3 separate regions of the Homo sapiens genome follow, and all the other regions are linked to region 1. The links are chromatin contacts, found by Hi-C or POLR2A ChIA-PET in ENCODE. All regions are on one chromosome and are shown on one strand. The core of a region is the stretch at or near the end of the contact, and the rest is flanking DNA. Distances in the headings are between cores, read along the strand shown. Region 1 holds the start of STAT5A (signal transducer and activator of transcription 5A). Region 2 holds the start of VPS25 (vacuolar protein sorting 25 homolog). Region 3 holds the start of KLHL11 (kelch like family member 11).

The links. A loop is a pair of places that touch in the nucleus more often than their neighbours do. ChIA-PET counts read pairs that join two places held with the same protein, here RNA polymerase II (POLR2A). Pooled maps may share reads with other maps.
Region 2: a pooled map shows a loop between it and region 1 (2.9-fold over the local background). The contact joins the promoter of VPS25 here to the promoter of STAT5A in region 1. A Hi-C loop is called at or near these places in 1 of 50 pooled maps. POLR2A ChIA-PET finds 5 or more read pairs at or near these places in 3 of 52 experiments (GM12878, MCF 10A and activated naive CD4-positive, alpha-beta T cell).
Region 3: a pooled map shows a loop between it and region 1 (5-fold over the local background). The contact joins the promoter of KLHL11 here to the promoter of STAT5A in region 1. A Hi-C loop is called at or near these places in 3 of 50 pooled maps. POLR2A ChIA-PET finds 5 or more read pairs at or near these places in 2 of 52 experiments (B cell and activated T-cell).

What each region holds. Positions count from the first base shown.
Region 1 is chr17:42,286,191-42,290,413 of GRCh38, forward strand. It overlaps STAT5A (signal transducer and activator of transcription 5A), which reads left to right and starts at 2,308. Exons shown (of 19, transcript NM_001288718.2): 1 at 2,308-2,408; 2 at 3,212-3,349; 3 at 3,676-3,832. The coding sequence starts at 3,222. It also overlaps a transcript of STAT5B not described here. RefSeq lists enhancers at 1,022-1,081, 1,365-1,865, 3,312-3,371 and silencers at 1,882-1,961, 1,982-2,661.
Region 2 is chr17:42,771,309-42,775,531 of GRCh38, forward strand. It overlaps VPS25 (vacuolar protein sorting 25 homolog), which reads left to right and starts at 2,141. Exons shown (of 6, transcript NM_032353.4): 1 at 2,141-2,220; 2 at 2,425-2,570; 3 at 3,338-3,391; 4 at 4,073-4,161. The coding sequence starts at 2,168. RefSeq lists enhancers at 2,033-2,232, 2,316-2,863.
Region 3 is chr17:41,862,999-41,867,221 of GRCh38, forward strand. It overlaps KLHL11 (kelch like family member 11), which reads right to left and starts at 2,425. Exons shown (of 2, transcript NM_018143.3): 1 at 1,828-2,425. The coding sequence starts at 2,372. ACLY (ATP citrate lyase) reads right to left here. Exons shown (of 29, transcript NM_001096.3): 29 at 3,920-4,223. RefSeq lists enhancers at 356-865, 2,609-3,109, 3,110-3,610 and a silencer at 2,386-2,575.

The DNA.
Region 1 (4,223 bases), core at 1,058-3,557:
CCATTGCACTCCAGTCTGGGCAACGAGAGCGAAACTCCATCTCAAAAAAAAAAAAAAAAAAAAAACCCAGAAGGGGAAATGTGCAATGAAAGACACAGATATTCGGGGCCTTACAGTCAGAGACCAAATGAGGGATGGTCAACCAAGGGCACAGCCACTGGGCACAGGGTCAGGGTGGGAGGCACGGGAGGGCTCTGAAAACACAGCCACACACCCTTTTAGGCCCATCCTTCCCATTCTGTACTCTGGCACCTCAATGCTAGCTTTTTAGGACCTAGGACTACCCACACTAAAGCCAAGCCCGGCCCAACCAAGACAGATGTTTGGTGGGTGGGGCTGCCTGCTGGAGCAACAGGCCTCTGCAGGCCCTGGAGGAGAAGTCTAGAGAGGTGGCTGCCTGGAAGAGAGCAGGCAGGACCCCCTCTCTTAAGCAGGCACCCCCACCCCATCAGGTGCCCAGATGTCAGTGCATGGCAAGGGTGGCCCTCTGCCCTCCAGACCTGGGTGAGAGGACTTGAAAACCTGAGGAATCTGCTCCCATCAACTGACTTCCACACCTGCCTGAAGGGAACTGCTGGAGGGCACAGGTGCCAAGTGGGACCCACCCAAATGTGGCAATGGGTTTGTATCCAGCCACCGACAGGCTGCATGACGGTGGCAAAGTCACTTCCCCTCTCTGGCCTTTGTTTTTCCACTTGTAAAATCATCTTTATGGTCACTTCCAGCTGTGGCACTTGGCTTTCATTCCAGTTGACCCCCTAGCTCTGTGTCTGACCCTCCCCTGCCAAATCCATTGCTCAGAGTGGGAAAGGAGAGGAGAGGGACTATACTTCCTCCTCCCTGGGGCCCCCTGCAGAGCATCTGGGAAGCAAGGCTTCCCTACATCCTCCATGCACCCCCTTAGAGTTTTCAATTCCTTTCCTCGTGATCCTGCCAACTAAGACACTGTGACCACACAGAGAAGGTGGGGAGAACGCAGACATTTTGGCTTCTGCAGCTTTGAAGTTCTTTTTTTTTTTTTCCTCTGAAGTTAAAAGAATGAAACTGGGAGAGGTAGTAAGGGGCAAGAAAGGAGAGTGGAAATGGAGAGAAAAGGGCAGCTCTGAGAAGCAGCTGGGGAGGGAGGCAGATGAGAATGCACCCCCCCCAACAGAACATGCAGTCTTGGCCCAGCTGTGCTGTGAGTGGGCAGCTGGGCTGGCCCCTCCTCTGGTGCTGCCAACCCGCTGCCAGGCAGAGGGGAGGCCCAGAGGAGAGGGAAGCTGGGCAAAGGGGATGGAAGGCGTCCAGCCCGACCTTACCAAACCCCTTGGGCCTCGTGGGAAGGGGCCTCTTGGAGAGGGGGACTGAGGCTCTAGACAGGATATTCACTGCTGTGGCAAGGCCTGTAGAGAGTTTCGAAGTTAGGAGGACTCAAGACGGTCCCTCCCTGGACTTTTCTGAAGGTAGAACCAGCCTCATAAGTAACTAGGCTGGGTGAACGGGGGCGCTGGCTAGTTTATGGATCACAGTCGGCTGGTGAGGCCACGTGCCTACTGTGTGGCCCTGGGTGGCCCCGGGCAAGCCCCTTTCCCTCTCAGGACTTCCATTTCTTACCTGCAAAATTGTGGAGAGGGGGAGGGCTGAAACACATGACTGCCAAGATTCTTTCCAGTTCCTCCGTCAGGGTTGAGTTTAGATGGCCGGAGTAAAAGAAGGAGGGAGGTGCTGCGGTGGTGGGGGTGATCTTGGCTTCACTAGAATCCCCAGTTCTTCCCCTCTCTACAGTTTTGTCTCTGAGGTCACAAAACCTGTGGCCCCCAAGACACACATGCGCACACACGCGCGTGCACACACACACCCCACACATTTATTTTTTAATCTAGGGGCTCAAAAGATGACACGCGCCAGAGCTGGAAGGCGTCGCCAATTGGTCCACTTTTCCCTCCTCCCTTTTTGCGGATGAGAAAACTGAGGCCCAGGTTTGGGATTTCCAGAGCCCGGGATTTCCCGGCAACGCCCGACAACCACATTCCCCCGGCTATTCTGACCCGCCCCGGTTCCGGGACGCTCCCTGGGAGCCGCCGCCGAGGGCCTGCTGGGACTCCCGGGGGACCCCGCCGTCGGGGCAGCCCCCACGCCCGGCGCCGCCCGCCGGGAACGGCCGCCGCTGTTGCGCACTTGCAGGGGAGCCGGCGACTGAGGGCGAGGCAGGGAGGGAGCAAGCGGGGCTGGGAGGGCTGCTGGCGCGGGCTCGCGCGCTGTGTATGGTCTATCGCAGGCAGCTGACCTTTGAGGAGGAAATCGCTGCTCTCCGCTCCTTCCTGTAGTAACAGCCGCCGCTGCCGCCGCCGCCAGGAACCCCGGCCGGGAGCGAGAGCCGCGGGGCGCAGAGCCGGCCCGGCTGCCGGACGGTGCGGCCCCACCAGGTGGGTGACCCGGTGGCGCGTCCTCGGCGGCGCGCCGAGAGGGGACACTCTACTGCCGCCCCGGCACCTCCGGCACCCGGAGCTCGACGGCCGGGCGCAGCGCGGGGATCAGTCCCCGGCACTGCGAGGGAGTTGGCCCAGCGCAGACGAGGGACGGGGGGACGTGGGGACAGGGGTCGGGGATGAAAGGCAGAGGCCAGGGAGGGCGCCGTCCTGGCACGCCTCGGAGAGGGAGCACCTGTCGGGCTGGACCCGGGGAGGCACTAGTGCACAGATGGGGGAGCAGCCGAAGAGGGGAGCGCCCAAGTCCTCAGCCCTGTCTCCTGAACAGCCCCAGCCACGTGCCCGAAAAGCCCTAGCCGTCGAGTGGGAGCCGTCGTGGCGCTGGCCTAACTTCGGGTTGGAATATCTCCCCTTCCCAGAAACCGGGCCCGAGGTGGGCTGGGGGATCCTTGCAGCCCTCTCCAGGGGGCCTGTGGGCCTCCCGCCGTCAAGTTTCTCTTTCAGTTTCTGGCCGTCCCCCTCACTAGGGAAGCTCCGGTGGGGCGAGGGGAGAGGAAGACGGGGAGGGCACCTGCCTCTGCAGAGCACCTTCCCCTCCCCTTCAGCGGGTTCCTTGTTGGAGGGGATGGGCGGCCCTCCACTCCTCACCATCTCTGTTCCCGCACAGGAAAGCTATCTGTGGGAGGGGAGGGGCCTGGCCTGGCCGCGGTCCAGGGATAGGTAGGCATGGCAAGGCCAGGGGCAGGCCCGGTTCCTTGGCCTCTGCAGAGGAGAGCGCTTCAGCGCTCGGCTCGCCCTAGGTGAACGGCCATGGCGGGCTGGATCCAGGCCCAGCAGCTGCAGGGAGACGCGCTGCGCCAGATGCAGGTGCTGTACGGCCAGCACTTCCCCATCGAGGTCCGGCACTACTTGGCCCAGTGGATTGAGAGCCAGCCATGGTAGGCACGTCCCGCCCTGCCCCTCCTCAGAGGGTCCCTACCATCCAGGCCCTTTGGCCTCTAGTTTTACTCATGGTGGTTTGGTGTGACTCTGGTCCTGCCTGTCCTTCTTTGTGCGGAAGGGGTGGTGCCCCTGGGAAAGGGGAAGCCTGGGAGGACAGAGAATGTTTTTAGACTCGGATGTCTGTGGAGCTGCTGGGAACAAGTCTTGTGGGCCCTGGAGTGCCCTCGGTCATGAGCCTGGGGTTTCCACTTTATTCCAGCTCCCTGACCTCCTTGCCCAAGGAGGTGCCACAGTAGGTTTTTCTCTTCTGCCCTGCCCCAAGGGATGCCATTGACTTGGACAATCCCCAGGACAGAGCCCAAGCCACCCAGCTCCTGGAGGGCCTGGTGCAGGAGCTGCAGAAGAAGGCGGAGCACCAGGTGGGGGAAGATGGGTTTTTACTGAAGATCAAGCTGGGGCACTACGCCACGCAGCTCCAGGTGGGTGTAGGCTCTGGGCCACCTACGGGGAGGAAGCATCATCTTGTTCCAGCATCAGAACCCCTGGGTTTTTTCCTGGCCTGGCCACTGACTCACCATGTGACCACGAACTTATTGGGAACTTTTCTTCGATTTCCCCCACCCCCTCTTTCTAAATTCGACCTGTCGGATTTCTTTAGCATATTGCAAAGCAAGGGTGGGAGGTGTTTGTTGCCAACAGAGAGAGATGGGTGAACTGGCCTTATGGAAGCAGCAGAAGGGATGGAGGGAGACTGAGTCAGGATTCCTATGTTGGAGAAGGGAAGACCAGCAGACTCTAGAAATGAGGCCACCAGACCTCCCTCTTGGGGTCTTTTAAAGGTGAGAGAGGAGCCATCCCAGAGACAAGAGC
Region 2 (4,223 bases), core at 891-3,390, 480 kb after region 1:
TGCCTCTGCCTCCCAAGTAGCTGGGATTACAGGTGCCCACCACCACGCCCGGCTATTTTTTTGTATTTTTTAGTAGAGACGGGGTTTCACCATGCTGGCCAGGCTGATCTTGAACAACTCCTGACTTCACGTGATCCACCTGCCTCGGCCTCCCAAAGTGCTGAGATTACAGGCATGAGCCACCAAGCCTGGCCAAGGGTTTACATATTTTTAATTAAGGAAGACCTGTGCATATTTATAGTATATGGGAGAGGAGCTAAGGGCAAGGGCGAGAGGGAAGATGATAGAGAAGTCCTGGAGGAAGTTGAAAAGGGGAGGCAAGAACATATGCCAAAGGGTGCAACACTTCTTCTGAGTCCAAAAGGAAGGAGTAGGCTGGATGCGGTTGGTAATCCCAGCACTTTGGGAGGCCGAGGTGGGCGGATCACTTGAGGTCAGGAGTTTGAGACCAGCCTGACCAACATGGTGAAACCCCGTCTCTACTAAAAATACAAAAATTAGCTGGGTGTGGTAGCTCATGCCTGTAATCCCAGCTTCTAGGGAGGCTGAGGCAGGAGAATCGCTTGAACCAGGGAGGCAGAGGTTGCAGTGAGCTGAGATCAAGCCACTGCACTCCAACCCGGCAACAGTGCAAGACTCCGTCTCAAAAAAAAAAAAAAAAAAAAAAAAAGAAGGAGTAAAAGTGGAGAGAAATTTTTGAGCGATGAATCAAGTATAGAGACAGACAGAGGGAAAACTTAAAGGGTTCACATGCATGGCCTCAATCTCATAAAGCAGGAATGAAAGGCGTTCTGCAGAGAGCAGAGACATGGGGACAGGTGGAGTGCCTTGATGAATGTGGAAAAGTTTGAATAGTTATCTTGAGGGTGACGGAGTCAATAAAAGACAAAGGATCACAGAGCTGCCCTTAGAGCCCGGTAGTGAGGCTAGTCAGGGAATCTAGGGCTTGGCAAACATGTTCTGGTTATTTTTCTTCCAGCAATACTCCAGAGCCCAGGAGTGAAAAAAAGAGGTGGGGGAAATGGAGCAACGATCATTGGTTTGGGAACTGACCTGTAGGTAGGTAGGTAGGTAAGGGGACAGAATTGAGTAGTTTAGGCTGGGTAAGGAGTCTGATAAAACCAAAAGGGGTCCTAGGTCTTGAGACAAGAAAGGCGAGGTCATGGCAGAGGTGAGAGATGGGTGGTTGTGGTCAAAGCCTGCAGCTCTGAATCATGGAAGTAGGGCTGTCTCTAGTGATTCAAGCTACAAAGTGTGCTCCCATGGGTGCTGCAGGAGCCTGAGGAATGGTGAAGTCAAAGGAAATTGGAGGGCCGGGTTGGTCACCTGTTATCCCTTTGGGAGGCTGAGGTCTGGAGATCGCTTGAGCCCAGGAGTTTGAGACCAACCTGGGCCAACATAGTGAGTGCCCATCTCTAGAAAATATTAGCCGGGTTGCTGGGAGCGTTAACTCACTCCTGTAGTCCCAGCACTTTGGGAGGTCGAGGCAGGAGGATCACTTGAGCCCAGGAGTTTGGTGAGACGCCCATCTGTACCAAAACAACAACAAAATGTATTTAATAACTGGGTGCGGTGGTGTGCACCTGTAGTCCCAGCTACTCAGGAGGCTGAAGCCGGACGGTCGCCAGATCTCAGGAGGTAGAGGCTGCAGTGAGCTGTGATTGTGCCACTGTATTCCAGCCTGGGCAACAAAGGGAGACCTTTCTCAAAAATAAATAAACAGATAAATAAATAAAAAATTAAAAATAAAACAAAGGACATTGGAATTGAGCTTGGGTAATTGTGAGTTGATCAAATTAAATGGCAATTCACAGAAATGTTAATATTAAAAGAAGCCTAGTATAGAGGAAACAAAGGTAGGCTGGGATCTGGAGATCTGGGCTTTATTTGCCGTTCTACTTCAGCAACAAAAATTCGCCGCTTTGGGGAAGACATGACCTTTCTCTGGGGTTGAACCAGAAGACTTCCCAGGACTCTTCCTGCTCCAAAAGATAGGGCTTTTTAGGATAACAGCGAGGGACTGGGTCATGACGAGGACTCCTCCTGCCGGTCTCTCTCTTTCCAGAAAGGCTTCCGGAACCTTTCTGCATTGCCTTCTGCCCGGACGTGCGGAAGCGAAGGCCGGAAGTCCTTAGCCGGTAGCTTCCGGGTTTCCTGGGCTACTACGATGGCGATGAGTTTCGAGTGGCCGTGGCAGTATCGCTTCCCACCCTTCTTTACGTGAGGCTCAGACCCCAAGAAGCACCGCTGTGCCTCCCTCCCCTCCCCCGGACCCTGGGCTCAGCCCTGATGCTTCATATGGGGAGGGGGAGAAAAGACCCGTCGGCCAACACCCTCAGTCCCTTACTTTCTTCCTGAAATGCGTCCCGGGCAAGTGCTGCCTCCCGCCCTCTAATTCTGCGCCCCACTCCCTTCACCCGGCAGGTTACAACCGAATGTGGACACTCGGCAGAAGCAGCTGGCCGCCTGGTGCTCGCTGGTCCTGTCCTTCTGCCGCCTGCACAAACAGTCCAGCATGACGGTGATGGAAGCTCAGGAGAGCCCGCTCTTCAACAACGTCAAGCTACAGCGTATCCTCCCTCAGGCTCTTCCACAGCCCATACACATGCACTTCTGCGCTTTCACACATGCCCAGACGCCCCCCCGCGCCAGCCCCCTTTTACCCATGGTAGGCAGATTCCCACCCAAACTGGACTTAAAGAGTGAAAATGTGTAGCTGACATTTTCCCCTGGCAAATGCAGTACCATACCCTCTTGTTCTTGGCAGTGATGACTGCTCGGATGTCATTAAGGTCTTAGAATTTCTGCCCTGAAGCCAAGTTCCAAGTTTTTTAACCTAAACCCTTTTGACTATTTGTATCTTCCATCCTTTTCTGTGTGAGGCCCAGACTTGGGTAACTACCTTTAATTATTTTCTCTGCCCCCCTCCTGCCAGGAAGTAAGGGTCATTTGTTTTTGCTGCCTGATTCATCCCTAAAATATCTGTGGAGAAAGGCTGAAGGAAGGCAACAGACAGAGGGTGAGGAATGACAGTACCTTTCATTTTCTAAAGCTTCTTTCTTTCTTTTTTTTTTTTTTTTTTGGAGACAGGGTCTTCCTCTCTTGCTCAGGCTGGAATGCAGTGGCACAATCACATAAAGCTCCTTTTAATTGGAAGAGTTTCTCTTTACCTTCCTCCTTTGAATATCCAGGAAATGCCAATTCATATCATGTTGGGAAATTGCACACATATGTGTGTGGGAGAGGAAGGGGCAGGTGTTTCTCAACATGGGACTGGCTCTGAAAATTTTTATCCTACCCAACTCATGTGTATGCCGTTCCCTTAACCTTAAACCAGGAAAGCTTCCTGTGGAGTCGATCCAGATTGTATTAGAGGAACTGAGGAAGAAAGGTGGGTTCAGTTCCCCAGATTCCTTATTTTTCTTCCTAGTTGGGTTTTCCTGAGGGCAAATTAGGATAAGTCTTTTTCCCTTTAATAACTTTTTCTCTCTCCTGGCTTGAAGGCCAGAGTCTTCTGTAAAGTAGGCAGCCCAATTCCCAAGTCCTTTCTTCTTTGTACACAAAATTGAAATCTCTGTCTGTGCCCTAAACCTGAAGAGAAGTGGAAGAAGGATGAGTGCCTTGTAGATAATAATAGTAAAATAAATATTGAATCTTTCTTTCTGAAAGCTGAGTCTCTTCCACTCTGTCCCACCTTGGTATTTTTTTGCCTCTTTGTTTCTTTTTAGTTCATGATACTTTTTTTTTGGGTGGGGAGATAAGGTCTCACTCTGTCATCCAGGCTGGAGTGCAGTGGCTCAGTCCTATCTCACTGCAGCCTCGACTCCCAGGCTCAAGTGATCCTCCCATCTCAGCCTCCTGAGTAGTTGAGACCTCAGGCATGTGTCACCACACACCTGGCTAATTTTTTGTATTTTCTATAGAGAGAATTTTTTTGTATTTTCTGTAGGGTCTCATCATGTTGCCCAGGCTAGTTTCGAACTCCTGGGCTCAAGCAGTCCTCCCGCCTTGGCCTCCCAAAGTGTAAGCCACTGCGCGCCTGGTTATGCTTTCATAAGTATCTGTTTTACAGGGAACCTCGAGTGGTTGGATAAGAGCAAGTCCAGCTTCCTGATCATGTGGCGGAGGCCAGAAGAATGGGGGAAACTCATCTATCAGTGGGTGAGATCATTATTCTGCCAAGTATTCAACAGTGACCCATGGAAAAGGTTAACTATATTAGG
Region 3 (4,223 bases), core at 1,175-3,674, 420 kb before region 1:
ACCCCACGTCAAATCCATCAGCAAATTCATCTCATCCACTTTCAAAATATATCTGGAACCAGAGCAGTTCTCATCACCTTTACTTCTCCCTCCTCAATCGAAGCCTCCACCACCACTGCCACAACCTCCTACACTAGTCTCTCTGCGTCTGCCCTTGGTGCCCCCTCCTCCCCAATGCCACATCCTTTGTTCTTTTTTTTTTTTTTTTTTGAGACAGAGTCTTGTTCTGTCCGCCAGGCTGGAGTAGAGCGGCGCAATCTCAGCTTACTGCAACCTCAGCCTCCCACCTCCCAGGCTCAAGCGATTCTTGTGTCTCAGCCTCCCCAACAGCTGGGATTACAGGCACACCACCACGCCCGGCTAATTTTTGTACGTTTAGTAGAGACAGGGGTTTCACAATGTTGGCCAGGCTGGTCTCGAACTCCTGACCTCAAGCATCCACCCACCTCGGCCTCTCAAAGTGCTGAGATTACAGGCGTGGGCCACCGCGCCTGGCCGCCACATCCTTTTTTCAGCACAGCACTATTCATCAAATCAGACTGCATCATTCCTCTGCCCCAAACCTTCCCATTTCAATCAGAGTAAAAGCTCATGTCCTTCCACAGGCCATCAAGGCCCTACGGGATCTGGATCCCTGCCCATTACCATCCTGGGGCTTCTCCTGTTCCTCTCATCCTGCATCCCTTTGATACAGCCACACTGGCTCCCCACTGTTCTCTAACATACAAGCTCCACCTCAGAGCCTCTGTACCTGTGTCCCCTACCTGACACAGTCTACCTTACCTCCTTCGGTTCTTAGCAAAACGTCTTCTTCATAGGGCATTCTCTATCCACCCAATTTGGAAAACACTTCCTCTCCCCCAGCAGTTTCTATGTACTCCCCCCATGCTTTATTTTTCATCAGTGATGACAATCATCCAACAGGCTATACATTTAACAATCATCCAACAGGCTATACATTTTACTTATTTACCGTCCATCTACCAACCTAAGTGCGATAAGGAAAAGGACTTTTGTCTGTTTTGATCACTGCTGAAACCCTAGCACCTTAGAATCCCGCATCTGAGCTGATGCGTAATAGGCGCTCAATAGGCATTTTTGTTAATGTATCTGTAAGATGATAATTGCCAAAACAAACGCCTCTCCATCTCTATAAACGGTATTACCTGCCTTCTAACCAGTCTCTGGAGCATTCCTGCTCCCTACAATCCGTTTAACACAGTGGCAGAATAATATTAAAATATTTAAATGAGCTATTTCTTTACCCAGCTTCCTATCACACTTAGTGAAATCCAAACTCCTTATTCCAACGCATCTCACGCATCCTTCTCCCCTTCATCCACTAGATCCAGCCTCACTGGACTATATTTTAATTCTCTTCTCTAAGCCAAACTGGATCCTGCCTGAGGGCGTTTGCGCTGTCTGGAATATTCATTCCCCATCTTTGCACGGTCAGTTATTTTTTGACATTCAGAGGTCGATCTAAACTTCACCTCTTCAGAAAGATCTTTATTCAATCCCTAGCCTTTCATTCCTTTTGAACGTCAGCACAACAGTTACCACATACTGACTTTCCTTTTCATCACTTTTGTCCCATCACCTAGTATCTGAGCTCCTTGGGCGCGGGGCGCCCTCGCCGGACCTGATGGTGCATCCTCCTCGCCCACCGCGGTGGCTGCCCCCAAGCAGGCGCTCAGCGAGTGTGAAACCAATGCATTCACTCAGGACTCGCGAGCTGCCGTGGCAGGCACTGCCCTCCCCTCCGCCAGCGAGCATCTCCCCCTCTCCGCGCCCGCCGCCCTCCGCGCTCCCGCCTCCCTCGCCTACCTGTCGGCCAACTCCAGCACCTCGTGCACGCTGCCCGTGCTGACGCGGATGCGCCCGGTGTACATGTACTCGATTACGGCTTCCACTGTGTCGGGTTCGGGCCCCGGCTCGGAGCTCCACTTGCGCATCTCCACCCGTCCCGAGCGGGACTCGGAAAACTGGCCCGAGAGCAGGGGCGTGAAGTACTCGGTGGCGGCAGCCAGTACCGAGCGGTGGGCCCGGAACTCGCGGCCTCCAGCCCCGCCGAAGCACAGGGTAATGTCGCAGAAGAGGCCCTGGCGCCGCTGCTCGTTCTGCCGCCAGGACAGCTCTGAGCAGTGAGAGCTGCACTCGAAATCCTCGGCTTCTGGGCCCGGATCGCCCCCGCTCGCCTCCATTGCAGAGATCCCCGGCCCAGGCCCGAAGTCCACCGTGCCGCTGCCTCGGACCTCGGCGGCCAGTCCTGCCGAGCCGGCGGCGGCCGTCTCCATGCTCTCCATCTCCAGTACCTGAAGAGATGCAGCCGCGGCCGCCGCCGCCGCCGCCGCCACTGCCGCAGCCGCCATCTTGACGCCGCTGCGCCCGGCCTCCACAGCCTCGGAACGATGCGGCTGTTGGTACGACACAGAGGGATTCTGGGATTAAATAGTGCGCGCGGGGCGGGGCCAGGTCGCCCGCCGGCCGCACATGCGCCGCCTCGCCTCCAGCAGCGCCGCCTCGCCTCCAGCAGCGCCGCCTCGCCTCCAGCAGCGCCGCCTCGCCTCCAGCAGCTCTGCCTGCCTTGGTGAGGTCCGTCAGTAACAGTCGCCCAGTCCAGAAGACTTCGCCCCAGGCCTACCCCCAGGGCGTCGGTGCGAGTATGGCTCGCTTCCTTTCCTTAGTGGGTAGCATGCTCTCTGCAGTCATTTTGTCGAGTAAAGCCACCTTAGACCATCACCTGTTGTTAAAGCCTTGAGTGGCAATACAGGATTTTTATAAGATCTAGCCCCAGCTAAGTGGATGAGGGATGAATGAGTTACTCGTTATCCGTTTTTTTTTTTGTTTCTTTTTGTTTTTGTTTTGTTTTGGGTTTTTTGTTTTTTTTTTTTTTGAGACGGAGTCTCGCTCTGTCGCCCAGGCTGGAGTGCAGTGGCGCGCTCTTCGCTTATTGCAACCTCCGCTGCCCGGGTTCAAGCGATTCTTGTGCCTCAGCCTCCCGAGTAGCTGGGACTACAGGCGCCCGCCACCACTCCAGGCTAATTTTTTTTTTTTTTTTTTTTTTGAGACGGAGTCTCGCTCTGTCGCCCAGGCTGGAGTGCAGTGGCGCGCTCTTCGCTTATTGCAACCTCCGCCGCCCGGGTTCAAGCGATTCTTGTGCCTCAGCCTCCCGAGTAGCTGGGACTACAGGCGCCCGCCACCACTCCAGGCTAATTTTTTTTTTTTTTTTTTTTTTGAGACGGAGTCTCGCTCTGTCGCCCAGGCTGGAGTGCAGTGGCGCGGGTCTCGGCTCACTGCAACCTCCGCCTCCCGGGTTCACGCCATTCTCCTGCCTCAGCCTCCGGAGTAGCTGGGACTACAGGCGCCCGCCACCATGCCTGGCTAAGTTTTTGTATTTTTAATAGAGACGGGGTTTCACCGTGTTAGCCAGGATGGTCTCGATCTGCTGACCTCGTGATCCACCCGCCTCAGCCTCCCAAAGTGCTGGGATTACAGGCATGAGCCACCACGCCTGACCGTAGATGAGCATTTTTAAAACCATATATACTGAAACTATTAGTACAGTTCAGGCCAGGCCAGGCACAGTGGCTCACGCCTGTAACAGCACTTTGGGAGGCCAAGGAGGATGGATTGCTTGAGTCCATGAGTTCCAGAAGAGCCTGGGAAATACAGCAGAACCTTATCTCCACAAAAAATACAAAAGTTAGCCTGGAGTGGTGGCATGCTCCTGTAGTCCCAGCTACTTGGGAGGCTGGAGTGGGAGGACTGCTTGAGCCCAGGAGATGGAGGCTGCAGTGAGCTGTGATGGTGCCACTGTACTCCAGCCCTGGGGCGACAGAGTGATACCCTGTCTGGAAAAAAGTACAGTTACAAAGGAATACAGATCAAAGGATATGGATGCCAGGAGCCAGCAGTATGCCTTCATTGTTACTATATAGTTTATTTAAACCAGACTATGATAATACAGAGAAGAGACTGAGGTGGCAGCTGCCCAGAATCTTTGTGGATTACAGATGCAAAGTAGTTAGGAGTCCTTGGACCCACACTTCAGTTACAGACAGACAAATCAGCTGCATAAATACAGAGAACATAAGACACAAGACATTTCACAGCTTTCTGCATTTCCATTTTAAATGTATGTATGTTACAACTTTACATATTAAGTTACTACTCCACATATTTTGTGACAATGGCTAAGGATGCAATGGCCCCATCCCCCT